Regions from separate parts of the Homo sapiens genome. Here region 2 is linked to region 1. A link is a loop called in an ENCODE intact Hi-C map of the cell type or tissue named here. Cell type or tissue: Calu3. All regions are shown on one strand. Links, peaks and the distances in the headings refer to the core of each region. The heading gives the core; the rest is flanking DNA. Region 1 has its middle 85 kb from the start of LINC01982. Region 2 holds the start of CA10 (carbonic anhydrase 10).

The links. Peaks named below come from ENCODE experiments on the same cell type or tissue, not always from the same donor. Only the 100,000 strongest peaks of a DNase experiment are listed, where the experiment ranks them.
Region 2: a loop joins it to region 1, with 4 times the contacts of the local background. A loop is called at or near these places in 1 of 110 quality-filtered maps.

Annotation. Positions count from the first base shown.
Region 1 is chr17:52,297,428-52,314,356 of GRCh38, reverse strand. No RefSeq gene overlaps it. Among named protein-coding and RNA genes, the nearest start is that of LINC01982, 85 kb to the left of the region's middle. In Calu3, for the core only: no CTCF peak of the experiment used is centred there; DNase peaks (open chromatin) are centred at 7,896 and 7,936.
Region 2 is chr17:52,142,990-52,159,918 of GRCh38, reverse strand. It overlaps CA10 (carbonic anhydrase 10), which reads left to right and starts at 1,205. Exons shown (of 9, transcript NM_020178.5): 1 at 1,205-2,193. The coding sequence starts at 2,133. RefSeq lists a silencer at 356-650. In Calu3, for the core only: no CTCF peak of the experiment used is centred there; DNase peaks (open chromatin) are centred at 10,738 and 11,098.

The sequences.
Region 1 (16,929 bases), core at 5,485-9,484:
GGTCATATGGTACTTCTATTTTTTTTTTTTTTTTGAGAAACCTCCACACTGTTTTCCATAGTGGCTCTACCAATTTATATTCTCACCAACAGGGTACAGAGGTTCCCTTTATTCCACCCCATTACCAATACTTGTGATCGCTTGTGTTTTGATAATAGCCATCCTAACAGGTGGGAGGTGATATCTGATTGCAGCTTTAATTTGCATTTTCCTGATAATTACTGATGTTGAACACCTCTTCATATAACTGTTGGCCATTTACCTGCCTTCTTTGGGAAAATGTGTATTCAGGTCCTTTGCCCATTTTTAGTCAGATTATTATTTTTTTTTTTACTGAGTTGTACAAGTTCCTTATGCATTATGGGTATTAACCCCCTATAAGATATATGGTTTGCAAATATTTCCTCCAAATCTGCTGGCTGCCTTTTCATTTTGTTGCTGTTTTACTCACCTTGATTCTTCCCAATTTAGATTGACCCACATGGTACCTTCTAACTTCTGCTGTCTTCCTGTTAAATTTATTTAGCACACGCTACATGAAAATGACTTTGTTGCCTTTTAGTCATTATATTCTCTCATCTATCCAGGAACAGGTTGGCAACTTTGTTTTTCATCTTCCAATTTTATCTGTGTGGGAAGATATCTTATGCTTGATGCAGCTAAACAAATCCATTCATTTTAATCCCAGATTTTGCCTCATCTAAGATGTCTTTGAGGGACTTGCTATAATCGTGTCTTTGTTCTTATCATTCTTGTGAAAATCACATTTCCAGGCCTCTGGCCAGCTCTTCAACCTTGTCATAGTCCCTACACTGAATTCTGTCTCTTCTCTCTGCTTTGTTTTAGTCAAGGTTCCTATTCCACGTATCTGAGGAGAGACTGAAAGCCTAGTGTGCAGGTGGGAGTTTCCAACAGAACAGAAACCTGATTTCACCTGGATACTTATTTGGTATTTTACTTGAATTTTATTGTTCAAGTTCAAGTGAATGTTAATGACTCCCTTGCACATGTGTTAAGGACTGCCTCTTATAAATCATTGACATTAAATTTGTTTGCATAATTTTCATGCCTTATAAAATTATATTTATCTTGGAGTTAATACAATTCTTTCTCTATGCATTTATTTCTAAATAGTCCTGACATGATTGAAAAAACACTGAGAAATACATATATATACATATTAAAATAATAGTATTTCTGTATTTAAGGTAATTTAATTTTTATATTAATCTTTAAATGTTAATTTTATTTAAATTTTATTTAAGAATAAATCCCCCCCATAAAATTTTTATACAATGCTTTTGTTTTTGTTTTGAGATGGAGTTTCACTGTTGTCACATATGCTGGAGTGCAGTGGTGCAATCTTGGCTTACTGCAAACTCCACCTCCTACCTCAGCCTCCAAAGTAGCTGGGAATACAGGCATCTGCCACCACACCTGGCTAATTGTTGTATTTTTAGTAGAGATGGGGTTTTCACTATGTTGGCCAGGCTGGTCTCGAACTCTTGGCCTCAGATGATCCACCCACCTCGGCCTCCCAAAGTGTTGGGATTATAGGCGTGAGCCACCGTGCTCTGCCTACAATGTTTTTAATAGAACAATAGAAGCAAAGTAGTTAAATTGTCAAATCTCAAACTGTTACAGTCAAAACAAGATGTTTACTGATGTTATGGGTAAATAATATGACTATCATACTTATACTCAATGGAAAATGTTCGATTTCAGTTTAGATTCAAACTGGAAAGTAATTTTTCCTACCAAAATTACTCTGTACCACAGCAGTACAAATAACACCAGTTTGGGACACCATATGCATTCCATTTGGAAAACAGAGATAGCAAATTGTACATACAAAGAGAGAAGCCTTTCCAGATTAACACATAACTGGCAGTAGCATTAGGTGCCTTAGAAATCACTTCATAAGGGCCATTCTTAAAATTAACTTTGTGTAAATTCAGAGGTAAAAACTGAGGACAAAATCTCAATTACTCTATGAAAAATAATAAACATTGATTGAACATTTATTAAGCACCAGGAACTATGTTCAGAGCTTTGTATTCATTATTCCATTTAATAGTCACAACAGCCCTAAGGGGTAGTAATCTGAAGATGCAGGTAAAATATGAAGAAATGGATGCATAGTTGTTTTAAAATTTGAAAAAGTCACACAACCAGTCATGTCAGAGCTGGGATTTCAGCCCAGGTCTGCCCGACTTAGAGCATTGACTGACTCTTTACCAATATGGACTTTCTGTGTTTACATAGAACAGTCTTGGAAAGCATAAAAATAGAATGGGACACAGAAAAGAGATTGTAGAACAGGAAAGAAGACTTCACATAAGAGCAAAAAAGAAGCTATATGTGATGGATTAAGGTCAGCACCAAATTCTTTGCTTCTCCTCCCTTAGGAAGTAGAGTCATTTTTTCCTTCTCTTCAGTCTGGGATGACATATGACTTGCTTTGACTGCAAGAATGTGGCAAAAGTAACAACCTGGGATTTCTGTGCCCCAGTCTTGAGATGATTAGGAGCTTCCTCTTTCCCTCTCTGGAAAGCCAGGTGCCATGCTTTAAAAGTTTAGGGTTATACCAGTGGTTCCCAGTTGGTGGTAAATTTCCCTCAGGAAACATCTGGCAGTATCTGAAGATATTTTTGATTATCACAACTTGGGGATGAGGCGACCACATATCTAGTGGGTACAGGCCAAAGATGCTGCTAAACATCCTACAATGCACAAGATAGCCCTCTGTTGTCCTATCCTGTAAAGAATTAATCTAGCCTAAAATGTCAATAGTTCAGAAGTTGAGAAACCCTGAATGATAAGAGAATTAAAATATGGAGAGAAAAAGGTCATATAAAAGACCATTGAGAAACCAGACAGGTACATTGAAGACTTATTAGACCTTCTGGCCTATATCAGGTGTCAGCTTAATGAAACTGAATGAGTGAATGACCTCAACTGGCACAACTTGGAGCAGGAAAATCACCCAACAGAACCCTATCCAAATTCCTATGCTACAACATTGTGAAAAGTAACAAATTTAAGCAACTAGGTTTGGGGCTAGTTTGTTGCACTGCAATATATACTTGAAACACCATACTTTTAGCCATATTTGGAAGTACTAATTCATTCACCAAAAAGGATTTACATTGAAATTCAATTGTATGATATCTCCAAATTGTGGCTTATTAATATGCCTAAATTACTAGCATCATTAGAGTACATAGTACTCCCCTGGATTTGGGCTCATTTCTTCCCATCAAAATGTTTGTTTTCTTATAAGGTCCCAAACAAACCATGATATGCTTTGGCTGTGTTCCCACCCAAATCTCAACTGGAATTGTATCTCCCAGAATTCCCACACCTTGTGGGATGGACCTAGGGGGAGGCAATTGAATCACGGGGACTGGTCTTTCCTGTGCTATTCTCGTGATAGTGAATAAGTCTCATGAGATCTGATAGGTTTATCAGGGGTTTCTATTGTTGCTTCTTCATTTTCTTTTGCTGCCACCATGTAAGAAGTGACTTTTGCCTCTCGCCATGATTCTGAGGCCTCTTCAGCCACGTGAACTGTAAGTCCAATTAAACCTTCTTTTCTTCCCAGTCTCAGGTATATCTTTATCAGCAGCGTGAAAATGGACTAATACAGTAAATTGGTACCAGTAGAGTGGTGCATTGGTGAAAAGATACCCAAAAATGTGGAAAAGACTTTGGAACTGGGTAACAGGTCTGAGGTTGGAACAGTTTGGAGGGCTCAGAAGAAGACAGCAAAATGTGGGAAAGCTTGGAACCTCCTAGAGTTTTGTTGAATGGCTTTGACAAAAATGCTGACAGTGATATGAAAAATAAGGTCTGGGGTGAGGTGGTCTCAGATGGAGGTGAGGAACTTGTTGGGAACTGGAACAAAGGTGACTCTTGTTATGTTTAAGCAAAAGAACTGGTGGCATTTTGCCCTGCCCTAGAGATTTGTGGAACTCTGACCTTGAGAGAGAAGATGTAGGGTATCTAGCAGAAGAAATTTCTAAGCAGCGAAGCATTCAAAAGGTGACTTAGGTAGCGTTAAAGGAATTCCATTTTAAAAGGGAAACAGAGCAGAAAAATTCAGAAAATGTGCAGCATAACGATTCAGGAGAAAAGAAACACCCATTTTTTGAGAAGAAATTCAAGCCAGCTTCAGAAATTTCCATAAATAGCAAGGAGCCTAATGTTAATACCCAAGACTATGAAGAAAGTGTTTCCAGACCATGTCAGAGACCTTCATGGCAGCCCCTCCCATCACAGGTCTGGAGGCCCAGGAGGAAAAAGTGGTTTTGTGGGCCAGGCCCAGGGTCCTCGTGCTGTTTGCAACCTCGGGACTTGCTGCCCTGTGTCCCAGCCACTCCAGCCATGGATGAAAGGGGCCAACGTAGAGCTTGGGCTGTGGCTTCCGAGGGTGGGAGCCCCAAGCCTTGGCAGCTTCCACATGGCATTGAGCCTGTGGGTGCACAGAAGTCAAGAATTGAGGTTTGGGAACCTCCACCTGAATTTCAGAAGATGTATAAGAAAGCCTGGATGCCCAGACAAAAGTTTGCTACAGGGGTGGAGCCCTCATGGAGAACCTCTGCTAGGGCAGTGCATGTCTGGTTTCTCAATGGTCCTTTGTGACCTTTTTATCTCCACATTTTAATTCTCTCATTCAAGCCAGGGGTTCTCAACTTCTGAACTATTGACATTTTAAGCTAGATTAATTCTTTACAGGTTAGGACAACAAAGAGCTATCTTGTGCATTGTAGATTGTTTAGCAGCATCCTTGGCCTGTACCTACTAGATACGTGGTCGTCTCATCCCCAAGTTGTGACAATCAAAAATATCTTCAGATATTGCCAGATGTTCCCTGAGGGAAATTTACCAGCAACTGGGAACCACTCTTGAAGAGATCAGGGCTATAGACAACAGCCAATATCATGGTCTTAGAAATGCTTGTTCCTGTGTTGACATTTTGGGATATGTCACATGGCCAGCACACACGTAGTGGAAAATTAAGATGAACTGTGAATTTTTCAGGCACGGGTACAGCAATTTGTAGAAATGAAGCATAGTGGGGAAGCTTTTGGAAGTTGTCCTCTTGTGAATTGATCCAAAATAAACAAATTAGCCAAAAACATTAATGTGAGCATGTTAGGATGATGTTGCATTGGTAAAACAGCAGGTTTCCGGCATGCTTTAACTGATTATTATTATTTTGGTAATAATGAAACAATTCTATTTAAGGTTGAATCACATCATATTCTCAATTAACTTATGTAAATTCAATTGCACCAGCTTGGTCTATAATAACAAAGGAGGAATAAACAATGACTTAGCACATGATCTGACCTGATAATCCATTCACTAGCGTGCAGCCAAAAGCAACCTTGACATGGGAGAGGCAGAGCCATTCTCTTAAGCCCAGGTTCCTTATGTTTCTGACAGCATAGCCTTCTCTTCTCCCTGTGTGTGCTTATGATACTATATTTTTAGCACAACTTCACCCATAAATGCAAGACAACTATTTTTTATACTTTTATACTACTTTTTAACTGAAAAAAATTATCCCAAGGCAGGTGGGAAGTGCTATATTAAACCTCTTTGAAACTAACTTCCCACAACTTGAAGTTTTGCAACAGGATATTCAAGAGCAATTTTAGCTACCTTTCATTTTCACTTTAAAATCACTTTATATTTTGACTCTTAAGTTTGCAACCCTACCATGTAGTATATTTGCTACTACTATTGTGGTTATCTTTTTTAACTTTTAAGTTCAGGGGCACATGTGCAGGTTTGTTAAATAGGTAAACTTGTATCATGAGGGTTTGTTGTGTACAGATTATTTCATAAACCAGGTATTAATCCTAGTACCCATTAGTTATTTTTCCTGATATTCTCCCTCCTCCCACCCTCCACCTTTTGGTAGGCTCCAGTGTGTGTTGTTCCCCTCTATATATATCCATGTGTTCTCATCATTTGGCTCCCACTTATAAGTGAGAACATGCAGTATTTGGTTTTTTGTTCCTGCTTTAGTTTGCTAAGGATAATGGCCTTGATAGTAATTCCTTGATTTAAGCAGTGAACCAGCATTAATTAATATCTCCTATATGCTCGTTCAGGGGAATACAGACTTGCAAAACTCATTTTTCTTGTGTGAAATACCACACTGAATGTCAGTGTAACTGATCTGGAGTTTAAGAAGGGGGATTCACACCCATGCCCTGGAAAGACTAGTAAGTAGAGGCTGAAAAGCATTGTTGCTGCACATTTTTATGCTGTATTAGGCTAAAACTTCCCAAGACATGGACCATACTGCTGTTCTTGTTTGAACATCAGTCATCTCCATTTCATTCTTCTGTTTGTCTTCCTTTCCTTAAATATCCATAAAGTTATCAATTATAAATATAAATAGGAAATATTTCAAATATATATGTAAGAATGGGAGTAATGTAAAAGACACACATATATTCACCACATAATCTAACATTTAATCATTGTATTACACATACCTCAATAATATATTTTAAAAGTAACCCTCAATGGAAATAATTGGAAGCTTTCTCCTTTAATCTCACCCCCACCCTTTTTCCTGCAGAGTTAAACATCATCTCAAAATTGGTGAAGACTATTGATGCATATAACTTTAAAATTTGCACTACATATGTATAAATCCCTAAACTGTATTTTGTGAACTACTTTTTATTGAAAAAAATACAAACATGGTATGACACTGTTCAATACTCAATATGATTTTTTGGCCATTCAACATTGTTTTGATGTTTATCCCTGGTACATGTTTATTTTATCAATTCATTTTAATATTTACATGGAATTTCACTGAATACGAAGAGTGTAATTTATTTATGTATGTCCTCCTATTACAATTTCTGGGTTTTGTTAAATATTCCATATTACAATAAACTCTGGTGAACATCTTTGTACATGCCTTGAGTATATGGGAAAAGATTTATCCGGAGTTCATACTTGTGTCCTAGGTATGCACAGCTTTCACTTTATGTAATGTGTATCTTCCCATATGGTTGCAACCAATTTACCATTCCTCTAACAGTAAGCGACAGTTTATCTTTTAGCACATCCTCCCCTTCAGTTGATCTTAATATATTTTTAATGTGGGCCTATCTGATGAGTGTGAAGCATTGCCTCATTGTTGTTTAATTTGCATTCTCCTGATTACTAGTGCTATTGAGCATCTTTTCACATACTAGTTAGCAATTCAGTTCAGGTTTTCTCCTCTGAATTGCCTGTTCATTTTTTAAGTTCTTTTATCTTATTGATTTGGTGAGGGTTCTTTATATAGCCTGAGTAAAAATTGTATTAGTCATTGTTCTTGCAAGCAGAGGAATATACTGTAGCCAGTTTAAGCAGAAATGTTGTATGTTAAAAGGATACTGGACAGCTAATATAATAGAATCTCCAGAAGGGGTAAAGAGTCAGACTCAAGGCCCTGTGGTTCTCCCAAATCACACTGCAGGATTGTCCCAACAAAGACCTCACTGCTTCACAGCTGGGCCCAAATACTTCATGTACCACTAACAGAAGTGGAACCTGAAGGTGGACACACCTTTTGCAGTCCCCTAAAACCAAGAGCTTTATTCCTGTTCAAAGTCTTTTCTGCATGCATCAATCACTGAAACCTAGGCCCCTGCCCATGCCTTACCTGATTTCTTCCTTGAAGAAGCAGAAATCACACAATGGGGAATTCCCTAAATATCAGGAAGTGTGCAAAACATGACGGGCATGGTTAATGTCTACCTCACTGTATTAGTCAGGGTGCTCTAGAGGGACAGAACTAATAGGACATATGTATATATACAAAAGGAAGTTTATTAAGGAGAATTGACTCACACAATCACAAGGTGAAATCCCACAATAGACCATCTGCAAGCTGAGGAAGGAGGAAGCCAGTCTGAGTCCCAAAACCTCAAGTAGGGAAGCCAACAGTGCAGCCTTCAGTCTGTGACTGAAGGCCCCAGGGGCCCTGGCAAACCACTGGTGTAAGTCTAAGAGTCCAAAAGCTGAAGAACTTGGAGTCTGATGTTCAAGGGCAGGAAGAATCCAGCACAGGAGAAAGATGAAGCCTGGAAGACTCAGCAAGTCTGCTCCTTCCAACTTCTGCCTGCTTTATCCTATCCACACTGGCAGCTAATTAGATGGTGCCCACTCAGATTGAGTGTGGGTCTGCCTCTCCCAGTCCACTGACTCAAATGTTAATCTCCTTTGGCAACACCCTCCCAGACACACCTGGGAACAATACTGTGCATCCTTCAATTCGATCAAGCTGACATTCAATATTAACCATCATATTCACTAATCATGTGTTGCCTATAAGTGATGTAAATATCTATTTATTGGCAGTGACTCATCTTTTAACTGTTTCATGTCTTTTGGTGTATAAAAGTTCTACATTCTGATTCTGTTGGATTTTTAAATCTTTTCCTTTATGTCTTATTCTTTGTGTGATTTATGAAATCTTTCTCCATGCTCAAGACATAATAAAATTTTCCTATAATTTTTTCAAAAAGTTTTAAGTTTTGCTGTTTATATTTGTGTTTTTACTCTATCTGAAATTGACTTTGTCTTATGAGAGAAAGCCATTGAACATGTTTTCCCACATATTTACCCAATTATCCAGCACCTTTAATCACTCAGTCCCTGATATTCTCATTGATTTATGCAGCTATACGTCTCATATACCAACATCTCCTATCTATGTAGTCCTCTGTTTAGACTTTCTATTCTGTCCCATTAGTCTACTCATCTATTTTTGTACAAGTATCAAATGGTTTTAATTACTAGAGCTTTATAATATCTCATAGAGTGACTACCACTGTCTCATTATTTTTCTTGTTTTGGCTCTTCTCATTTCATCCACATGAATGTTTTTAGTTTCACAATCCATAATGTAATTTCAATTGCAATTGTACTGTATGCATTAATTTATAACATTTTATTTCATAAATACTTTATTATTATTAAATTTTCTAATTGGTTTTTCCTTGTGCATCAGAACATCTTTGATTTTGACATGTTAATTTTGTGTCAGGTAAATTTGCTGTATCCTTTTTATTAATTCTGTTTGTCATTAGATCCTTTTGAATATTTCCATATATACAATTATAGCTCTTCAAATAAAGTCTGTTTTATGTTTTATTTTCACTCCTATACTATTTGTTTATATTGTTTTACTGGGTTGACTATTATTATCTTACTGGGTTGACTATGACCCTAAGGGTTGCACAGAATAGGAGCTGCAAGAGTGGGTATCCTTTTCTTGTCCTTTCAAACCAATACTTCTAACATTTCATAATGAAGCACAATGATTAGTGGAGGTTATTCATAGTAACTCTTTAACAGATTATGTAAACTTCTTTCCATTGTCAAGAATGGGTAATGAAATTTATCTAAAGCTGTTTTTTCCTCCATTTTTAATATGATCATATATTTCTATATCTTTTTTCTATTATTGTGGCAAATTATATTAATAGATTATTGCATTCCTTGTGTAAATACTAATTGGTCATGGTATGTTTATATTTGTGTGTATACTTTTGTGCATATGCAAATGTAAGGAGATAAACCACATTCTATAGAATCTGAAAGGTAAAATTTGGGATCTTTCTTTAAGAAAGGATTCCAAAAATCCCAAATCCAAATATGGTAATATGACTTAGAAGGAATGCTGAGACTCTGTCCTTCTAACTGAAGGATGCTGAGGCTTAAATGTCACATTTTCATAGTAAATTCACCTCTGCAGGTGTATGAACAACAAAATTCTGCTTGCTAAATACTAAGACATTATTATTTATTTTAGAACATGAAATTGCAGATTTGTTTTACTCACATTTTCCTCTGGTTTTAGTATCAAGATTATACTACCATCGTAAAATAAGTCGGATAGCTTTTCATTATTTTTGTTTGTCTCTAGAGCTACTTGAGTAAGATAGAAGTTACCTATTCCTTGAAGTTTTCAGTTTGGAGCTAGTGCTTTCATTAATCCAATTTTCACAATAGGCCTAGACTTCAACAAGGTGCAGAGGAGGAGCAGGAGAAGGAGGTGAGAGTATTAGGAAGCCCATCTTGTTCTCCACTCTGCTTTAAGAAGTAATAAAACCAAAGTATTTTCTTTTTCTTTGGTAATCTTTTGTCTATTTAAATTGATTCAGGCCTCAGAGAGAACAAGCATAGCATTTATCAGCATCTTCACTCTTTAAAACCCTCATACTTAAGTTTCTATTAGCATGACCCACACTCCACATTCTGAACTATGGGAACCACTCAAACAACCCACACTGAATACAGGAGCTTCCAAACTTCTCTGAGTGGCCAGCCACCCAAAAATTTACTGAGCACCTACAGAGTGTACAGAAACACTCATGGCAGCTATTGATTCATAGACACTGCCCCTGCCCTTAGGAAACAAAGTCAAACCTGAGACTTGCCTCTGCCCCCGGTTTTAGAATATCATCATGATACTTATGACTCAACACCACCCTATAGTCATTGAGTAATAAATTATTCCCCATAGAAGAACAACCAGATAAACATATAATTCCAAAATCAACACCAAAATTATTCCATAAAATACTTTGATAGGATTATGTCTAGATTGTTTTCTTTACTGCTGTTTTCTTATTCAAAGCAATATCTGGAGCATGAATCTTTGTTTCTGGACTCTGTTGCCACATTGCAGTTCTTTACAAAGAGTTTCTTTACCTAGATTCTAATTAGCCAAACTTCTGAATAGACAGCAACCGATGGCAGTATCTGCCTCTTAAGAGTTTGAAGTCAGCCAGGAAAACGGCAATTGAGTGAAAAATGCAAGGCCCTGGAGTTGCAAGGTCACACAGACTTAGGGACAGAGTCAGGCTCATGACAAGCCATTGCCTATGCAAGTCACAATTATGAGAGGAAGTAATTAAAATCTCACTGAAGGGCGGAGGTTGCAGTGAGCTGACATGGTACCACTGCACTTCAGCCTGCGTGACAGAGTGAGACTCCGTCTCAAAAAAAAAGGCTCACTGAGGAAACAGTTATGAAACAAAGTCATGACATGATCAGGAAGGGCAAATATATACTTTTTAATTCCAAAAAAGAATAAGAAAGTAAGATTGCCTGAGGACTTTTCAGTCCTATGAAGTAAAAGTCTTTATTCTGCATTTGGTTCTAAGGAATTTTCCGGTATTCCTAAAATATAACGTTTATATTTGGCATTATTGAGTGAATTTCTTATTTTTACTACCAAATCATCCCTAAATGAGGATTAGTAATATTCATCTGAAATGTAAGTAGTGAGCATTATGTTGATGTAAATTAATTTGATCAGTTTATTATAAAATTAAAATTTTCATCTGTTGCCTTTCTTATAATAACTTTGGTACCCACCAGGCCCAAAGATGTACAGTAGTTTTATCAGGCTGAGTCCAGAATTGAAGAAACAAGGAATAGAATGAAAAACATTCACTCATACCATGACATTTGTTGAGTGTTCATTATGTTCTAGGCATGGGAAATATAGATAAAATATGCATGACCCCTGACATCATGGTTTGTATCATATTGAAAGAGGTAAGATATATTTTAAACAATTGTATGAAAATTATAGGGTAAGCGATATGAAGGTAAGCTATATGGTGATATGAGAGAGGAAAAGAGGTATAGTGGACCCATATTTGGGGAGGATAAGGATTCTTTGAGAAAGTAGCACATAAGCTGAGACTGAGGTTAGAAGTTGGCCAGATAAGATATCACAGGTGAGCGAAGAGACACACTCCAGGGACACGAAATGTCCTGTGCAAAAACCTTCATTTGGAAGAGACGAAGCCAGTCTGTGTGAGAGGAGAGAGACTACAGGCACAATGCAGAAAGAAGAAAGAGTCAGATAATTTAGAATCTTTCAGATCTCATTAAAGGAATCAAAGCGTACTTTGTTAAAGGAAATGGTAAGTCGCAAATCCAGTGGCCCACATCTTTAGACTGGATTTTTTAAATGAGATTTGATCTCTCGCAGGTTTTTAATGAATAATTTTAAATATCCATAAAGCAGGAAAGTGTTGGTCCTTTGTCTATGTTCTTCTCACTTCCCACAAACAGGAAGTAAAATAAATGTCATCTGTAAATAAAAATTATCTAAGATACATTATCAGCCTCTAAAGCAGTATCTATTCCATGCAAGCCTGCCCCTGTGTGTAAAACATCTAATTCTTCCAAGCAATTATTTCTCCACTGTACGCCAGATTACCTTACCACTATCCCAGCTAGAGTAGATACAAAAAACATTGTTTAAAGTGTATGGCACTGAACAAAATGTCAAATTAAAAATCATTAGATAATAAATTAACATAACATTAATCTTATAATCATCCAAATAAATATATAATGGAAACAGTAATGGTATTGAGCATTTCTAACTGGTATGGGTGACTTTGTGTGGACTGCTTTGCTTGTAATGTTCCAAAGTGCTCAAGAATAAGCTTTGCTGAGTTGCAGGCTACAGAGGCTGGTGGTAGGAATAAGAACATTTAATTCAGCCTGGGAAAGAAAGTTTGATGGATCTCAAAACAAAAGCTAAGGCTGCAGAAGGAAGAAATGAAGCTGACATTCAGTGACCAAGTGCAGACCAAAGCAAATTTGGTGAAATATCTTTCTTGTCTGATTGACACACTTCAGTGCTGCCATTGCCACATGGGACAGGACCAGGGACAGACGACAGTGTCCTCTAATGAACCAGTGTCCCAGCAACAGAGTCAAGTACTTGAATAGAAGTGACTTGAGAAAAGTGTAGGGCTGAGTAAACCCAAGAGACATCCTCTATAACAAAACTTCTCTGCTTTTGGCATATGAGAAATGTAAGGTGGGAGAAGATTGATAAAATTTTCAACTATAAAAAGTAGTAGAACTGGAAGAGATGACCAAAATATCTGCTCAAGTATCTCATTTTATAGGTAGGGAAGTTTGCTCTCTAGTTTATTATCTCTCCACCTTCATCCCAAATCCCAGTGCCTATTCCCACCTTTCTAATATATCATTCATGACACATAATCACTTTCCTTTATAAATTTATTTACAGAATAGAAATAGTTATATATCTCTTATGCAAATTTCTTTGTAAACAGAGCTAGTTTGGGGCAAAATTATGAGGTTATTTTGGGTGGAGGGGAGAGGGGCCTTTAGGAAAACACACACAAAAAGTAGGAGATGATATTCTCTTGTGAGAGTTTCTACTAATTTATCTTACCTGACATCGTAGATATTGGAACAACATGTCCCAACTCTATGTTACGTATTGAATGTGCCTTTACCTATTTCCCAGGCAGAATGATTTCTGGCAAGTCCTTACTCTTAACTGGCTCAAGTTTACTCAAATATGAAATAAGGGGTTGAGAATAGATCACTGGTTCGCAGGCATTTGTCATGCCAATATTGGATCTGTTGGTACAGTCATCCATTTCTTTTAAACAAAGAAGAGGTTAGAGAACTCTGCCCTAGTTAACCCCCTTAATTCCTCATGTGGCATGGGGTACAACTCAGAAATCCTAGGGATCCATGTAATATAACCTTAAATCCTGGAGATGATTCCCATGGACCTGTTCAGCTGTCACACTTTATGGTTTGTGATTAATAGTTAGTCTGTAAGGGAAAACCAATACTAAGATCCAAGTTGGAAAGAAAGCTAACATTGTGAGGCACCCACTGTGTGTTCAGGTACTATGTTAGTGCTTATATGGATTATCAAATTTAATATTCAGAACCATCCTGTGGAGGAGGTACTTTACTCCCATTTTACCTACAAAATAACTGCAACTCAGAGGGGTCAGTCATCAGGAATTACATGACTCTTAGTGCCATGGGATTTAGAAGCAGCTGAACTAGGATTTGAACTTAGTTCTTGTTGGCTCCAAAAGCTTCTGCTCTTTCTACTATTATGAGTTTCAGTTATGAGTTAAGAGTCTAGGCTTGGTATTAGACATGTCTTATTTGTTTTAGCTACCCAGAGGTTTTAGCTGCTGTTCCAGTGGGGCAGTAAGATTGAGTAGGCCCGCTGATTTCTCTCAATTTGAAATAAGTCTGAAGTGCTGTACTAAGCTCCTGAGTGATCTTAGCTCCTTATGCATATTTGATTCCACTAAATCCCCATTTCCGAATCAGCTGTTTTTTCTATGTTCACAAAGGGCACGGAGATATAACACATGCTCTGTCACGATGTTCTTTTTTTGAAGAAGAAATTAAGGCATATTTCTTGAGCACCAACTTCGTGTCAGATCTTGGGCTTACATATATGTTATTGCATTCTACCTTTAGTAATGCTGCAATGTAGAAATTAATATGCAGTTTATGGACAAAAGAAACAGGAATTTAGCTAAGAGGACACAGCGAAGAACAGGTGAAGCTAGGATTTTAAATCCAGGCCTCCTGGCTCTAAGCCTAATCCTTTTTTCATTTTTCCATACTGCCTCCCTAATGGTTCCCTGTCTGAACTAAATCACAATTCAGCTGTTCTTTTATCCTGCCCTTTTAAAGGTTTGTATGCTTAACCGGATTTCAAAATAGTTGCAATAGTTGTCTGGGTTTTCAAAGAAATGTGTATTTCATTCTGACATCTTTACTCTTTCATTACTTTTAAATGCTGTTAAATTAACTGCCAGTTTACTTTGAAATTCTCATATCATGAGATAATGATCACTGGCACAGGGTTCAAACCCAATGACAAAGCAGAAAGATTAATGCATGAATGTTAATTATCCAGCATGGAGGGTTCCAAGTGCTCTGTCATGTCACTGAAAAAGATGGATTTTAATAGACAAACCTCTTTCAGGTGAGCTCCATATTACTCACTGGAAAATCATTACTAGGTGATATACAGATGACACAAACCTTGGCAACTGGGATGATTGCCCAGGCAGATTCTCCAAATTTCTGATAATTGGGACTGACTGTGGCTAAAATTGAGTCTATGGCTGAGAAAGTCTTTCTAAATAAGAAGTAACCAAGAGCATGAAGCTTTCTGGTCTCACATGTGTTCCTCATTCACTCACCACTCATTTATAGTTCCCGTCTTTAACCAAATATTTAATTGTGTGCTATCTCCTAAGCATTGTGCTAGACACTGGAGATGCAAAGATGCACAAGCTCTCTGCTCTCAGGAAGCACACCCTCTAGATGAGAAGACAAACATATATCTGACCATAATTCCATGTAACGTGAATATCCTTAGTAAATTCAAAGGCGTTAGAGGTCTCCTGATGATGCAATAGTTCAGGCAACTTGACAAATAGAAGGGGTGGAAAAGACTCCAGTGGTGAAACTGAGCTGAACTATGAAGGAAAAGAATTATTTAGCCTTGCAGAAAAGAAGGGAAAGGATTGTAAAGCAGAGGAAACAGTCTATGCAGGAAGGAGCTCAGAAAAACAGAAAATGATCTGGAAATCATAATGAGAATAACCTCAGATAACTAGCACATTGGTTTTGAGACAAAAAAAATAATGGAAAACAAATCTGAGGTAAGTTGATACTAGATCATGAGGGTGCTTGAGTGCCCTGCTAAGGCTGTACATTTATTATATAGATGTTAGGAAACTAGCTTTCTTACTGATCAGCTGTCCTTGTTATCACCAGTGGGAGGTAGGCAAAGGTCGTAAGGACTCTGGACAGCTGTTTTCAGCTCACACCAATCACACTGTACGTGAGCCAGCATCATATATTCGAAAAAAAAGACATGATGTTCTCTCCATTTCAATTTTCATTTGCACTAAAATGGATGTCCTTTTTGCACACTATCAATAATGCCTGTGCTGGAAGAGCTTTTAATAGGACAAGCATTCATCATTTTAAGGTTACTCTTTCCCCAAAAGCATGAGAGCAATCTGTTGGTAAAATAGAAAAACCTTGTACACGAGGCTGCCCTGCTGCCTTATTTTTCCTGGTGGTGCCCACTGATAGGAAAACTGGCAGCAACTGGGAACAAAAGTAATAAGAATTTTGCTGAGGATCTGCCCCTTTGAGGAGACTGTGCCACAAAACAGAAAGAGCTGGGACAAGAGCAGATGACCCAGGCTCTAACTCTAGATTTCTTACTAAATAATTGTGTCATTTCAGATAAGTGATTTTCACTCCCCAGGCTTAAATCTCCTGATCTTTAAAGGATGATTTAGACTATGGATTATCAATTTTCTCCCATAATGGCAAAATCATATGCTATCTTGATATTAGATAATATAAGAACAAAAATAGGTTTTTTAAAAAGCATGAGTTGTTCAAAATTTCTAGTATGTTATCCATAACATCACACAGTTCTCATAATCGATTCCAACATACCAGCTGTATTAGTCTGTTTTCATACTGCTATAAAGAACTGCCTGAGACTGGGTAATTTATAAAGATAAGAGATTTAATTGACTCACAGTTCAGCATGGCTGGGGAGGCCTCAGGAAACAGAATCACGGTGGAAGAGGAAGCAAGGCATCTTCTTTCACGGTGGCGGGAAGGAGAAGAGCCCCTTATAAAACCATCAGATCTCGTGAGAACTCACTCACTTATCACGAGAACAGCCTGGGGGAAACCGCCCTCATGATTCAATTACCTCCACCTGGTCTCTCCCTTGACATATGGGCATTACAATTCAAGATGAAATTTGTGTGAGGACACAACGCCTAACTATATCACCAGCTGTGTTCTGATAGTCTTATCACTCATACAGAAAATATCCTTTCGACTCTAACATACCCACCACTGGTACCATAATGAATTAGAAATCATTCATTTTAATTTAATAGAAGAATTGCAGATGAGCTGTCAGTCCAAACCAAAAGACCATATATATCTGGTGCTGACATATTCTTTATTAATAAGGTTGTAAACTCCTATTCCCAGTTAGTCCACTGGGTGGTGACTATGGCGTAGAAAGGT
Region 2 (16,929 bases), core at 8,301-12,300, 160 kb after region 1:
TTTGAGCTTTCGCAAACCACCACTGCAGCGATGGAAGCAGACAAATCTGTTGAGATTTTGTCTTTCCCCTTTCGTTCCCAGCCCTCTTAGGCAAGCAGTTCTGAGCACAGGGTTTTCTTCAATTCCCCTGCATCCACACTGCAACCGGGTGCAAGTCTTTCCTAGGTTATAGACAGCCCGCCTCCCCACGAGACCTTCTGCGGACTGGCTGCCCCTGGCCTCGGCCTGGGTGGGTGGGTGGTGCTCGCGCCGCCCCTACTTTCCCCTGGGGCCCTGGAGAGCCGCGCGCTGGGTGTGTGTGTGTGTGCGCGCGCGGGTTTGGTGGGGAAATCTCCTTCAGTGGAAGCTGCTGAGTGTCGTTGGCGGAAAGTATCCTGGAGCCCAGCAAAAGCCTCCAAAGCACTAGAGCTTCCCTAAAGAAAAGCAGAATAAAAGAAAGACAAGAAGGGAAGCCCGTTCCTCTAAAGCCCGGGTTTCCAATAGTCCCGGATCCTCCTGGAGTTGGGCGAAGGCGCAGTTGGCAGCAGCCGCTGCTGGCACCCGGACTTGGAAAGGCGGTGTTCCCCCTTTTCGGGAGGAGGGAGGCAGGGACTTGCAGGCAAGAGTTGCACCTGGTCTAGGAACCTGCAGAGAAAAGAACTCTGGGGTAAGTAGTGTTCTGGCACTGGCACGGAAAGGGGTAAAGGGTGGGGGGCATGAGAGGGACGAAATGGAGAGGGCAGGGAATGAATTATGCAAAAAAATCTCCAATATTTCGCAGCGGAGGGAGAGCACAGCACAGCACTCCCAGGATGAGTCCTGCCTGGGTCTCCCGCGCCGAACCCGCAGCACGAAGTTCTTTTTAAGAAGAGAAACTCGAAAATCCTGGAGGGTAACAGAGGCAGCCAGGGCGGGGCGGAGTGCGGAGGCGGCTGCCAGGGACTGGGGCCGAGGCGGCGGCCAAGGTGGCCTGAAGCTGTGACACCCAGCCTCCTCCTCCTCCTCCTCATGGCCGCGCTCAGCCTCACCTCCCCGCCCGGGCCTCCTGCCTCCGCCCCCGGGTGCCGGGCTGCGGAGCTGACGCTGGGACGCCCGGCGGCGGCGAGGACGCTCACCTGGCCAAGCCTCCTTCTCCTCCTCCCCCTCCCGCCCCCACCTGTCCTCCTCCTCTCTGAGTTGGGAAGCGTAGGGATCCGTAGGCGAGGAAATAACGACCCCTGCAGTTGTATTGCGGAAAATCTCGACAGCGGCGCTAGTTGCGGGCGATGGAAGCCAGGCAACTGGGGGTTCTGGGGAGTTCAGGAAAATAGCAGAGGAGCAGGAAGGGCGCGCGCGACCTGGAGAGTCTGTGTGCCCCCACCGCGCCCCAGTCCCCGGGGCCCAGCCCTTCCCCTCGGCGCCCTGGACGCACTGCCGGAACCCGGCTGAGAGGCTGCAGGCTGCGCGCGGACCTGGGGAGCAGGGAGGGTCGGCGGAGGCTGCCGGCGGCTGGCGGTTTCGGGCAATAATCCCTGCCTCTCTTTCTCTGTGTGTCTGCTGTGTCTGCTCCTTCCCCGCCCCCCGGAAGCAGGAGAAGAACTGCCCCGGAGCGCAGCAGCCACCCTCCGACCATGCCCCGGTGAGGGGGGCGGACTTCGAGGGCAACTTGCCGCGGACTGCCTGGGCTTAGCCAGCGAGCTACGCGCTCCCGGGAGCCCGGAATTGCACGGCGCAGCCCGGCGGGGGGCTATCGTCTATGTCTTCTTGGGGCGCCAGACGAATCGGGGTCTCGTTTTTGCTGGAAGAGCCCAGTGTTGGTGGCTTCAGGTGGCTGCTGCCGCCGCCGCCGCCGCCGCCGCTGCTAGTGCGGTTTCCGCCGCTGGTGCGAAGAGAAGAGACACGCGAGCGGGGAGACCTCCAAGGCAGCGAGGCATCGGACATGTGTCAGCACATCTGGGGCGCACATCCGTCGAGCCCGAGGGGAGATTTGCCGGAACAATTCAAACTGCGATATTGATCTTGGGGGTGACTGTCCCTGGCCGGCTGTCGGGTGGGAGTGCGAGTGTGCACTCGCTCGGAAGTGTGTGCGAGTGTGTATGTGTGTGTGCCGTGTCGGGCTCCCCCCTTCCCCCCGTTTTCCCGTCGAGTGATGCACTTGGAATGAGAATCAGAGGATGGAAATAGTCTGGGAGGTGCTTTTTCTTCTTCAAGCCAATTTCATCGTCTGCATATCAGGTACGGGACGCGCCGAAGTCACTGGCTGATTTGGATTATGTTGTGATGTCTGGGGTGTATGGGGTTTTATTGTATATAGCCGCGGGGCAGAGAGAGGGGTGGCGAGACCCTTTGAGTTCTGCGGGTTTGCCGCCTTCAGAATCAAAAATCTTCTCAGCCCAAGGGTGTGTGAATGTGTGTGTTTTGCGGGGGGGGGTGGTTAGGATCTGTGTGCAGTCCTAGAAGGGTGAAGGAAAAAGTGGTGGGGGATGAGAAAGAAGAGGCAGATGGGTGTTGATTTTCAACTGCTTTCCTGGCTGAGAACTCTGGCGCCGAAATCCGAGCCTTGGCAACAACCACCCCCATCCCCTGGCTTTCAAAGTTCCCAGACTCGGTGGTTCCTGGCTGGCAAAATGGACGCGGGGCCCTGCCCGGGTATCTAACCACTTTCAAGAGACTGCGGGAGGATGCGGGACTGGAGAGTACCAGCAGGGATCAGAGATATGTCCTCCATGCCTTACCCAAACACATCAGGACTGATTGTGATGCTTTGAAACCTGCTGACACACCCTCCTCTACCCCCCCAATTTTCTTGTTAAAGCACTACAGTGTCACAAATACCACTTTCTTTACATCACGGTGTTTTTTAATTCCCAGTAGCAAGGATGTGCTGGCTCAGACCTCTCAGTCTACTTGGGCCTGTCTGTGCTTTTAAGAGCAAACGGGATTTCAGGGTGTTGAGGTGAAAGAGGTTGGGCTTGTGGACACCTGTGCCTGAGTGTGTTAGGACGAGTTCTGGTTTTTGAGCACTGTCTTTGTTGATGCAGGGAATTGGGGTTGGGAGGAAGCTGGGAGGGAAAGGGGAAAGCCCCTGGACCAGCAGTATTCCCCAGTTCAGTGGCTCCTCCCATTGAAGGCACCCACCCCATTTCCCTTCACACCTGCCACTTAAGCACCCAAGGAAAAGCCCATTTGTAGTGCTCCCTTCTGCCTGCATTCTTCTGCAGAAGTGGGGACTCGGCCAACTTCCCATGAAGTCATCAGAAGAGGAGAGCAGGATATTGCCCCTTTGAGCAGCCACATTTAAGCAGCACTGGGGTGGAGAGACATGTTTCCTGCCTCTTCCTTCAGCCCTGTCAATCCCCTCCCTTTAAGCCAGACCTGATTCTGGATAGGAGAAAACAACCCTAGTTCTGCCCTCACCCTGGACTCTGTTCCAAATCCCAGTCTGGCTTCCAATTTTCTCCTCATAGGGAAGGAATGGGACTCTTATCCGAAATCATTCTGTGTGGGGCTTGGCTACCCTATTAAGAAATTTGTCTCTGTGATACATCAGTGAGATGTGTTGTGTACCTGGCAGACAAGAAAATGTGCCCTGGGGTCACCCCAACTCCTCTAGTGGGACTTCTATTATTCCATTCTGCATCTAGGAGTGAAAATTCTCAAGTGACTTGTAAAGGTTTATATCAGTCATATGTCCAGATATGAAGTGGGTGGCATCTCACAAGGCCATATTTTACATCTTTCTCTTCTACATGTCTATTTCAAACTCTCTCTCTTGTTCCAGAATATTTGACTAGTTATAAAATAGCCTTTCCTTACTTCTCCCCAGTGTCATTAATAATTTTCAAATCAGACAAGCCATCTGAGTACCTTTAAGATTTATAAAGGGTTAACATTGATTAAGGCTCTGGATTTCCTCCAGCATCCTCTCTGTCCCCAGCCCTTACCCTGAATTTCGCCAGGCAATCACCGAGGGGAACAGGCTGAGAAAGGGTCTGATCTTAGCCTCCAAAAAAAGCATTAGTGGGATACCTGTCACAGCTATATTTGATTTGGTGTATCAGCAACTAAATTATTCAAATGGAAGCATTAGGAGGGGGATTTCCAACTCAGGAGGAGTGCTATGGAGTACATGGCCTTTCATATGTATTTACTAAATAATCATTATTGCTATGTAATGAGAGGATAAAAGTGTAAGCAAAATTGCTAGCTATTAGCTAAACACAGAAAACTAGGTTAGCGTTCCAAATGCCTAGTTAGGATCTGCATTAATTTGCACTTTATGAAGACATTTAGGCAGGGATGCAACATCATATACTCTTTATTTTACACATCCATAAACTTTAAAAGGCCATTTCTTCTCCATGGTCAGGGTGGCCTCATCCTCCTGTAAGCAGAGCCACTCATTCAGTAATGCCCATGTATGTGAGAATTATTATTAGTAATATGATTATGACTCACAATTGCTACAGTTTGGGAGACTCAGACTCCATTCTTTTTCCATCTGGCAGCCTTAGGATGTATAGGAAATGCAATGCACTAAGGTTGAATATTTGTGGCTTTGAGAGAGTTTAGTGGATCTTTCATTTCTGTCTCCATGATTTGCAGTTTTAATTTACTCATGACTGAGCTCTATTGAAAGGAACATAACCCTGTGATCATAGAATCTACTAAATCTTAAATTAAAAATATTAAAAACAAAGCACCTCTTTAGCATCTTGGAATGAATTTTCCTGACCACTAAGTGGGTGCTAATCCTTACAGAGTTACCAGACATTGATACTTGAAGCATTGATAGAGTTGGCTTCATTATTGAGAAACACCAGGCTGGAAAAGGCTAGTAAAAGTCTGTAGTCTAAACACTTTACAGAAGGAAAATGTTGGTAGTAGCTTTGTCATGTGGAAGATATATTGACTGAATTTCATTTGGTGGCATTTGCTTTCAGGAAAACATTGGCGCTTTGTAGCTTAGTGTTTTGTTAACCAAAGGTTCCAACACTTCCTCTAACCCACCCCCAAATTTCTCCTTGGGCCTATTTGGATATATTGCTTAAAGTACAGACACCTGGGCTTGGCATATTTGGTGGTTCTGCACTAATAATTTGGTTTTGATGAAACTGTTGGAAAATGAGACTGTTTGGCCAGGCTTAGCTAGATGCTGGGTCAGTAGCATGTATGTCTTTTATTTGTGAGATCACATCAGCTTTGGCTACTTAATGCAACATAGCTAGGCTAAAGGGCATGATTTGGGAGTTCCTCTGGCTTTCCGTTAAACTCAGATCTCACTTTTCTGAAAATGTAAGGCATCCAGGGTCTGTGAAGAGATCAGAGACAGAAAGAGAGAGGGAGAGAGAGAGAACCAGAATGATTTTTCCGTGTACTGCAAGAGCACCATTCCCTTCCTACCAAAGCAGCTCAGATCAGCAAGAATGTATGCTTAGCAGCACGAGGAGAGAAATTTCTTGGTCAAACGAGAGCTGCCTGATTTAATTTTTACAATGCATCCTACTTCCTCCTTATGTAACTTTACTTCTTTGTCAGTTTATTCATAATAATAACATCAATAACCATTTGAATTATGTGGTATTTTCACACATTGTACATATATTGCACATATTTAATTCATCTATTCTTAGAATTTGTGGGATAATCTTATAGATATAGCAACCAAAGCCCACAGAGCTTCAGACTAGAGGTTTCACATCCAGGTCTACCTGAGTCAAAATTCAGTATATCATTTATGTTTTGGTTCAAGATTCCTTTCAAATATTTTTATTTAATATTTTTTATTTTGATGTCTCTGAAAGAATAAATTAGGTTAAATGAATTGAAGTCTTAGAGAATTTGGAAGTAAAAGTTTTAGATGATTACAATTTAGAGCTAGAATTAAGGTAGCATTTGAGTTGTACATTACCCTGTCAATCAAACAGATGAGGCTATTACCCAAATGCCTCTAGCATCTTAGGATCAGCAATCTCTACAAGCAAGGAATATTTCCTACACTGTTTTCCTAATCTTAACATTAAAATGGCATAACTTCAGTTTCCTTATGTGTAGAAAAGAGATAACAGTACACGTGTCACATGTTTGTTCTATCAACTAAATGAGATATTATGTCCAATGATTTTCACACAGCACAGTTTCTACCACATAGTAAGCATGCAATAATGTCATTATTTCCTACAAATCTGACATTGTATAGGCTTGGTTCATGGTGGAGTAGAGCTTTTACCTTTTTCCATATCAACTTGTTTAAAAGCAAAAAGAAAACCATCATCAGCAAGCACATCTATAACATTGAGCACAAACCCTATTTTCCAGGAAGCCTTGGCTAAATAATTTTGAAAAGTCTCTTAATTTTCCTTCTCATACAAATGAGACTGGTAGCATTAAGCTTTGGTGCATAGTCATAACTGTAACCCACTTTATCCCTATGAGTCCAATATGGAGTTGAGGCTTGGAAAGTTTACTAAACTACCTGGAAACCATGTAGTACTTATTACCCAGGGGATCAGCGAATTTTTCTTTCAGTTGTATATTACAATGCAGTATAGACCCAACTTTAAAGTGCCTCAACACTGGCAAACGACATATGCTTTCAATATGGCTTGAAATAGAATGTCCCATCAAATAAAAAGCCCCACCCTTACAATGACTATTTATCTGATGATCTCATTAGCAATGTGGTTTCTTTAAATCCAGTTTCCCATGTGATGTCATATAGCCCAGTTACTGACAGATAACCATCATCATAGATAAAACTCTCCAGATAGTGAGTCAAGAAAGTCTTTTGGAGTTGTATGAAATCCCAAGGGAAAAAATAAATGTTGATGTGAATACCCAGTCCCTTGGCTGGGGAGAGGGGTTTGATTACTAGCCTAAGTCAGTAACTAATGTCTCAGTTTATCACCTTAATTAAGCATTACATACTTGGGACTAAGGTCAAAAAGAGATCTAGGTATCATAAATGTGTATGATAGCAAGCCATTATAGAAAGAGTATGGAAATCAGAAGACCTATCCTTCAACGTGACTCTACCTTCATTACCTTTATAAATTTGGGCAGTTTTCTTTACCTCTCAGAATCTCAATCCTCATCTGTAAAATAAAAATTATATTTGCTTTGCCTATTTCAAAGCATTGCTGAGGGAAACTTCAGAGAGTGATTCTTGAATAAATATTTTTTGCATTATGCAAGTGTAAAGCATCTGTGTCATTACTATATATGATCCATACTTAAGATATAGTTATAGAAGCAAAGTTGAGATACATACACATAGTTTAGAATGATATAAAGTAATATGAGTAATGTTTATTTGTTAAGATATTATTATAAATGCAAAGTTGTAATGCTAAAATGCATTGTGATATAAAGGAATAGGAATAATGTCTAATTGTTTAATAATTGGCATAAATTGTATAGAAGGGAGAAGTTTAGACATGAAAGAAAAGGAGTATATTAGATTGATTTTGGAGGTTTGGATGAAAGAGACAGAGGGGACCTCATCATCAAAAAGGAGGAATAGAAACAAGAGGATGTACGCTAAAGAATGTCCCAACTGAAACAAAAAATTCACTTTGGGAGATACTGGAAAGTTGGGATGAGCCCACTTAGGGAGCTATTGAATTGAGAGAATATGAAGTGTCCTAATATGGTTATTCACTTTGTGACTTTCGTTTTTGTATTAAGGATCTTTGCAACGGTTCAATGGATTCTTTGTTAAAATTTGTTTGAAATTCTAACATTTCTTTGGATTTTAAATTTCTGTTGCATGTCTACAACTAGCACTGTACTTTATATAGTTTGTAGCCTGTTTGAGATTGTAGACAGTTGAGTTGGAATTTTTTCGTAGGGGGTGAACTGGAGGGGGCTGGAGGTAGGGTCTCAGCTTGCTCATCTGTAAAACAGAGATGATAATTACCTCTCAAGGTTGTTGTTTCTACAAGGTAATTATAAGGATAAAAAAACACCATTTGTAAAATGGCTAATGTGGTATCTGGAATACAGTAGCCATTGGCCAATGCATACACATCATATGAGAGTAAGCCTGGGTTTTGGAGCCCAGATAGGCAGACGTGTGAATTCTAACTTTGGGATTCACTCTCTGTTTGGTCTTGGATAAGTAATTTAAGTTCTGTGTGCCTTAACTCCTCATCTGTAAAATGTGAGGTATAGAAAATGTACATAAGAATCTGCCATACTGCCTGACATGTATTAATCATTCAGTAAATTGAAGTTGCTCCCATAAAATTATCATCATCATCATCACTGACATCAATAACAATACTTGTTGACACTTTGGATCAGTTTTTGTAAATGCCAATTAATTATTTAATCATTTATTCTATGTTCAACAAAGACGTATCGACAGCAAACTCTATGCCAGGCACTGGAATCACAGAAATGAACAATATTTGGTCCTTAGTATTTAACAAGAGAGTACATGTTGTAAAATAGAAATGTGTATAAAGTATACTGGAAGTATAAAGGAAGAGCAATTAACTCTGTCGTTTGTAGATACAAGTGGAGAAGGGAAAATGTTTATAGAAAACATTTGACCTAGACCTAGAAGAACACATGAGATTTCAAAAGAACAGGGAGAAAGAAGACATATCATGTGGCAAGAATAGTATGTTCATAGACAAGAAGATATTTAAAAAACAAAATATCAAAGTATGGTGGATTGGGCATATGGAGTGGATAGGTTAGACTAAACGACTGGATATAGGGGTTACAAAAATAACCTTAGGCCAGTGTGAAGGGGATTGTAAACCACAATAAGATTAGACCTTACCTTTTATTTATGAGGAGCTAGCTAATGGGGAGCTAAGGAAAATGACGTAATCAGGTTTGTGTGCAACTTAATATTTTTACTTTGATTGTAATAAGAAATTACTTAGAAACCCAACTCCTTGTCTTCTTTTTCTGTCAACATTTATTCTTGATCACAAAACACATTAAAAAAAATCCTGACCTAATAGATCAATTTGCCCATTATGGGACATTCTAAGTGATACACTTTTTTAAAAATTCATTTTTTATAAATCTCTCGTGACCCTCATTTATCCTGATCTTTGAGATTTGGTATTTTCAGGTTAAGCAAATACAAATATCTTCAATTTTGTACTTGAATAATAATAACAATGTCTTTAGCATTAGATGAAGGCTAAGAGAAATGAATCATCTGTACATGCATTGGTGTCATGAAGATTAATTATGGGTTAAGCAATAGATACACTATTTGACATAAAACAGATGCTCAAAGTACTACAAAGCATTGTGTAGCAGTTTTATCTTACTACATTCTGTTCAACTCTTATTTCCAATAGAGTACACATTCACTTAACAGAATATACCCATGGTTAACTAAATGATATATCCATTTTACCCACTCTATGGTTCAGTTACTATAAAATGAGTGTAGAGACCTAAATGAAATGGTTTTCATTGTCCACTTAATCATTCAACATTTATTGAGGATACATTATACATCAGGTACTCAGAATCCAACCAGAATAAGTAAGACAGTGACCTTTTCCTCCAAAAATTCTTCATCTAGTAAAAGACTGATTTTTAAAATATTGGTAGTCACAGCAGAATGTGATAGGCATTGTAATAAAAAGGTATAGAAAGTGTTTGAGGAGAAGAGAGAAGGGACATCTGACTCATCCTGAAAGTAGGAGGGGTAGAGAAGGAGAGTAAGTAGCGTTAATAGAGGATGCTTAGGGTGAGTCTCCAAGGATGTTAAAGAGTTGTCGTGGAAGATTTTGGCTACTTAACCAAGAGGGTTGTGATGAGAGATGGATGATCATATGAAACAGCATTTGCAAAGGAAGGGAGATTAGATGAGACATAGGACATGATTAATTCAGGAGACGGTCAAAAAGTGAACATAGTCACAACTAAAGAGTGTAGTGTGATGGATGAGGTTGAGATGGAAGAGTATTTAAGGTATATAATTTCAATAACAGTAATCCCTTGCATATAATAATGTCAGTAAAAATCACCCATTTTCCCTCTGTGCATGAAAGGCATCTTTTAAAGGCCCAAGGAAGTATGCAGTTTGCATCCTTCATTAGGAAGAGACCAGTCAGTATTAAAGCTTTGGCTCTTGTTCAGCTATGCTCTACTTGGCCCAGACCACTGATCATTTTCCACTGTTGTCCCTGGTTCCAGATGGCTTCCCAGAAGCTTTGGAATAACCCAGATATAGATTACAGAGTTTATATCATCTTGTTACTTAGTTTATTGTCACATATTTACACCCTAGGAAAAAAAAGCCAGGACCCTGTTGACCATGGATTTTACGGTATATCTATTATCATCTTACTCATTGATTAGTGAAGGTTTTCTGTAACTTTTTTGCAGTTTTTATTTCATGTAACCTTAAACAGACCTTTAAAGGATTTCCAGCAGTCAGGGGTTGGGGTGGGAAGGTTTGGGTGGTGACAAATGATCTAGGATCACTTTTATAACAAAGCCACAATTGCTGTTTATTAGCAAGATTGGGCTGGTAACGGGATAGCCAGTGTGGGGTTTGATTACATTTGCATTACTGGGCCATCAGGATGGCAGTGGAGAGATTATCAAAGGTTATGAAGGACACAGCATACAAATGCCTTTGCCTACTGATCTGGGAGAAGTGGTAATTTTGTCACAGTAAATGAAGAATTAATCTTTAACTTTGTCCAATACTTCATGCCTGGTGGCTGAAGGGGCTGGCAGTAGGAAATGAGGCCTGTGACTTTCAGGTGAGTTTTCCAGAGCCAAGTCTTGCTGGCTTTGCAACACATTTGGCAGCAATGCCAGAGTTGGAATAAACAGATTTACTGAAGGATGTGAGTCAACATATTCTCTTTCCGCTCCCCTCTCTCTCACTACACACACAGCTACCTTTTAGCCTCAAGGAAAACAATTCTGATAGCTGCAATTATTGAGGGAGCATAGGCCTGTCCTCCAACACAAGGTTAGAATAATAATAAATACCTCAGAGGATTCTTGAAATAAACAATAAAGTAATATATATGGAAGATTTTTTTCCCAGTGTTAAATGTATTTGTTAATTTATTGCACAAATGCTAACAAATGCCTCCTATGAGGTGGGCACTGGGCCAGGCATAAGATAAAATGTAGTAAAAAAAACAGCAATGGTCTTTGCCCTATAAAATGTGTGTAGTGACACACAAATGTGTGAGTGTTTTTTTTCCCATTACCCAACCCAGTGCCTGGCATTTAGAAAATGCTCAATAATGAATGACTGAATTAATACATAAATGAATAATAAGGAGCGATGGAGAGTGGCTTTTCTGCATTCAGGGCAGACTGAGGGACAAGATCTGAGGCCATGAGGGAGGGGAGATGAAGAAGACACCTCTACCAGCTGTTGTCTTGCTTCTACTGCATGTAGGTTTTTGAGTGTGCAGAGTCACAGAGAATGGGAACCTTCCCAATGAGCAATATGTTTGATAGTTTTCTAGTCCTGCTCTGACTCATATTTCCATTTGACAAATCATCCTTATTTGGGGCACTTATAGTTGTTTAAAATGTATTTCGGCCCTTTTGTATTTATGACACCATACCAAAGGCTTGAACTAGGACAATTAAAGATCAGTGGATACATTGTCATTCTTTTCTCCATGTCATCTCTGTTCCTACTTGAGGAGATTGTTTGGAACATGTACGCTATTTCTTACCAAGTTCCTACTTGGGAGAAAACAACACTTTAGAAAGCTCACTGTTCCCTTGTTAGTGTGTTGAACTAGAGTGCTTTAGGGAGAATAGCCTACCCCACTTTTTAGTCTTGATGCAGAGCAATACAGGAAATTACTGTGGTCTCTATGGTGTTTTCAGTCTTGTGTCAGAAAACATTACTTCCCCTCTGGCCTTTTGTAACAGAATTGTGGTGTAGCTGACTAGTTCTTACCAGAGAAGAGCTGGCAGCCTAGGAATTGAAAGAACAGAGTGGATTTGCTGTCCTTGGCTGTGAATTCACCCTGTAATCACCTGGTTAATCTTTACAACTGTGAGGAGATGGTCAATTGGATAATTTGTTGTTGTTTGCTTGTAATCTTAATTACAGAAAAAAATAAAAAGGGGTTATAGAAAAAAAAGGGGCCCTATTGTTAATTTCTCAGTGGATGTTTGGGGATTTTAAAGTGAGACATCGGTGAGTATCAAGTTTCTATTGTATGACCTGGGTGTGATAGAAATATGTCACTTGATGTCTAAGTCTTGTAATGCACCATAATGATACTGGCTCTTAAGTTACAGTGACTCAAACCCCTGTAGAGTGGAATATAAAGTAGTGAAGTCATTATGTTTTATTTCTGTAACAAGTTTCATTCCTGTTTTTCTACTGTGGTGAAGTTCCTTGTGGCCTTTTAGTTTGTTTTAGCACTGAGTTTTATTGGTTGAATGAGAGCCACATGCAATTTTAAGTGTATAAGTTAGTGCAGGCTTTTTTTTTTTTTTTAAATCTGCTTTTAGAACTGCTTAAATTAGAGCTTGACTAAGCCAGGTAAAGGCATATAATGTGCCACATCCAAAGACAAGTTGAACAACTTCATGAATGAGAGTTGTGTTTATGCCTTGGTTGTTTAGGCCAATTACGTATCCAACTCAGATGTTCTTTCTTGATCAGTGCTCCTTGCAAGACAGGGACTGTATATGCAAAGTGTTTTAGTGTCACAGACATGAGTGAAGCCTGGAATCAGAGTGTATTTTATGCCAAATATGATAAAATATTATGAAAAAAATTAGGAAAAAAATTATTCCCCATAGACCAAATTTTTGTTTACTAAATTTTGAAACTGTAACTTTTCCAATTTGTACTGTAAAAAGAAACTTTATATCTTAAATATTTCTCCATGTTGCTTCCTAGTTGTGTCAGTTCAGCATATCCTGGACCCTGACACATACACCCCACAATCTCAGTGACATAACACAATGGAGGCTTACTTCTTTGCATTAATTGTCCAATAGATGTCAATGTATGTGTGTGGGCATGTAGGTGCTTGGTGAGAGGAAAGAGATAAAAGAAAAAAAATTCTGTATTTAGTGGTGACTTGGGAGTCACAAGGTTGATGGGGGCTGTGCTACCTCCTATGGTTTCCAAAGTTTTCCTGGGCATCAACATCACCAGATGGGGAAAAAAAGTGTAGAGGAAGACCATGGGAGGGGTTTTTGTGGGCCAAGAAGAAAAGCTGTGGGCATCCTTTCTGGTCAGTCACATTGCCACATCTTATTTTTATTTTTATTTTTTTATATTTATTTATTTATTTATTTATTTATTTTGAGACGGAGTCTCGCTCTGTCGGTGGGATCTCGGCTCACTGCAAGCTCCGCCTCCTGGGTTCACGCCATTCTCCTGCCTCAGCCTCCCGAGTAGCTGGGACTACAGGCGCCCGCCACCACGGCCGGCTGATTTTTTGTATTTTTAGTAGAGGCGGGGTTTCACTGTGTTAGCCAGGATGGTCTCTATCTCCTGACCTCATGATCCGCCCGCCTCAGCCTCCCAAAGTGCTGGGATTACAGGCGTGAGCCACCGCGCCCGGCCTATTTTTATTTTTTTACCATGGTGTTTCACCACATTGGTCAGGCTGGTCTAAAACTCCCAACCTCAAGTGATCCTCCTGCCTTGGCCTCCCAAAGTGGTGGGATTACAGGCGTGAACCAAAGTGCCCAGCCAGCCACATCTTATTTTTTTTTTATTATCATACTTTAAGTTCTAGGGTACATGTGCACAACATGCAGGTTTGTTACATATGTATACATGTGCCATGTTGGTGTGTTGCACCTGTTAACATCTTATTTTAAAGCAGTTAGAGAGTTGTAGGCTAGCCTTGTAGCCAGGAGCAAAGGGAAAATGGTTTGCGAACAATTAGCTAGTATCTGCTACTTCAATATGCATTATTTTTTTCTTATATTTCCATAGTAGTTTATTCATGTAAAATAGCATTATTTATATTTAACTTTCCCTTGTTTTTAAGCATATATGTTGTTTCTAGTTTATGACATTTTTTGGCATTTGTTTTTATCCAAGTAGATATTTATCGAATTTTTTTTAAAAATAATCTCAATATTGTGATTATTGGGTCAAACAGTATGAAGTTCCTTACCATTTTACTGTATTATATCTGAAAGTAATGTATAACCTGTTTATGAGGCTCTAGTAATGTGCTTGAATTCCTTGAGAGAGTAAGCAAGTATGTAGAATAGTGACTAATCTTTCAAACATCCTTTCAGCAATGGTTTACCTCAAAATCTATTAAACAAACCTAAATAGCTATGGGATTCAAGATGTTATTTTGCATAACAAGTTAGATCAGAGACAGGAAACTGTGGTTAAGATAAACAAATACCTTTTCTAGGTCTAGAATTTTAAGCCTTCTTAAGTATTGTTCTTGGAGCACATTTTTATACATTATAGGGAAGATAGAATTAGGTGATTTGCTCAAGAGATTACTAGGATGGAAGTTAGGACATGTTGTGTTTAGTGTTAGTTTTGCCACTACTACTTCTGTGGCATGGAGGAATTAATTTTACTATTCTGGGGCCAGTTTTCTCCTTTTAAACAGTTTAAGCATATTGGACTAAGTAGTTTCTAGATCCCTTTCCAACTTAGGAACTTTAGTATATTAAGAGACTTTTACAGAAAGTTGTCCAAATTTGCTGTTCATGCTAAACTTCCCCAGTTTTTGAAATGTTGAGGCAACAAGATGAAAATATAGGAAGATCTTTCACGACTGTGAGTGAACAAAAAGTGGAAAATGACTTTCTATATGGGCAATCATATGATAAGGCATTATGAGAAAAATAACCCAAATAACATTTGTGGAATGATTACCTTGTCACCCTCTAGTGCAACGCTGGGAAAGAGTCTAGGGGTCGTCATTGACTGCTACAGATGTATTGAAGAGCATTCATCGAAAACATTATACGTTATACCTTATCTTACTATTTAACCTCAACTCTGATGTTTCTTATTGTGTGACTTTAGGAAGTTATTTAATATCTCTAACTAAGTGTCAGTATCCTCATTTGTAAATTGGAGGCAATAACACCTATTTTTGGAGTTAAGCGGGCTTGAAATAAAAAAAATGGAGCCTGGTGTTTGGCATATAGAATGCACTTGATAAATGGTGGCTTTTGCTTTCGATATGGCTGAAGCTAAAAGAATAAAAGACACGTTGAGCAAAATTAGGAAGGAATTTGGCAATATCATGTAAAACATGGGGATTAAATGAGCCAATGCATGTGAAAGTGTTCAGCACAATGTCTGCACATAGCACATAATCAGTTAAGGTTGGTTGAATCTGATTCACTAGGGGAAACTAGAATGTTTGGGGAATATTTTAAAGGTAATAAGAAGGGAGATAATCATGTCTTTTCATAGCATCATCTTCAGAGACAGTTTACTGGGTCTTGCCCATATGTTCCTTTAATAATTTTTTAAAAATTAAGAAATTAATGCCCCATATTTTTAGTTTACAACTGCACTTTAAATTTATCAAAACCTCTAATGTAGGCATATGGTCTCATATAATCCAATAAATATTCGGCCTTGACAGTAGTGGCATAAATAGAACCCTGGCTCAGGAATTTGCTTATTATTTTTTCCCACTTAATACATTAGTAAATTCTAGATCATTTGCCAGAGCAATAAAGAAGTGAGGTATTATTATGGCCTAATCCATTTATGATAAAAGATACACTATTTACCCTGCAATTTTTGAAACTGTCACTCATTTTTACTGAAATTTGGCTACTCTATTCCCTTTTCATTGTTCAGACTTACCTGCTTCCCCAAGCACTAATTTGTGTTTGTGGTAACCTTACCCATGTTTTTTTCAACCTATTCTCAACATGAAAACATAGCTTTGATTTGTTTCATATTCACTTGAGAGAAGGATTTCTTTAAATGATAATTAAATGCTGAGCTATTCCTGAGATTGCAGTATGGTTCCTTTTCAAATATATCTGATCTGAGCATTTCAGCAAAAGGCATAAAAGGGAAACCAACAAGAAATAGGACAGATGATAAATACTGTATTGATGTTAAGTAAAGACAAGCAAACTGTGACCTGAGTATGTCTGTCTCTAGGGAGCCTGCTTTAGAGCTTTTCCCAGTGTTTGGTTTTTTTGTGGGATTTTTTTCCTCCAAGCTCGTTGGTAGAGGCTGGATTACAACTGAGAATGCAGAGATTAATGGCCTGCTGTGACTAATCCACTAAACCCCTACTCCTGTTTCTCTTAAATTGATTGTACTTAGAGAAGCTGAGTGTAGACCCACCCCAGCCAGCCTGATTTTAGGTCCCAGTGATTTAATGAGATCCAGTAGCTTTAAGTACATGGAACCTTCATGGAACATCATCACTTTTTGCATTTGGGCATTATTTCATTAGTTGCTGATTAGTTCCCACTGGATTATTTTATAACCTCTCTTTTTTTAAAAAGAACATTTTTCACATGATTATATTTTAAAAATTTAACACTAACATAATCCAATTTAAAATAATTGGGAAAAAAGAGAAAAAACAGATCACTTATAATCACATAACCATAATACAACTATTATTAATATTCTGGTTTGTTTCTTTCTAAGCTTTTACTTATATAAGCATTTTTTACTTATTTAAAATTATATCACATTATTGTGTGTGGCCAAAAATTCATGTCAGATAAATATATGGTTTGTGTTCATTAAAGCAACATCCTCCTAAAATATAGCCCAAATAATGTGAAAATAATTATATACATAGATGGATAGATATGTCATTGATGGAAATCAAGATTTAATACTAAAGCAGTGCACTGGGATTGTATTAAATTTGAACAAAATTTAAATTTACAAATATTTTATTATTAATCTGGTGATCTTAAAAAATAATTCATAGGAAGATAAAAGGATGACAAATGTAATTATAGTATTGGAGATCTTTGAGGAGAGGGAACACTGGAGAAACAATTTAGAAA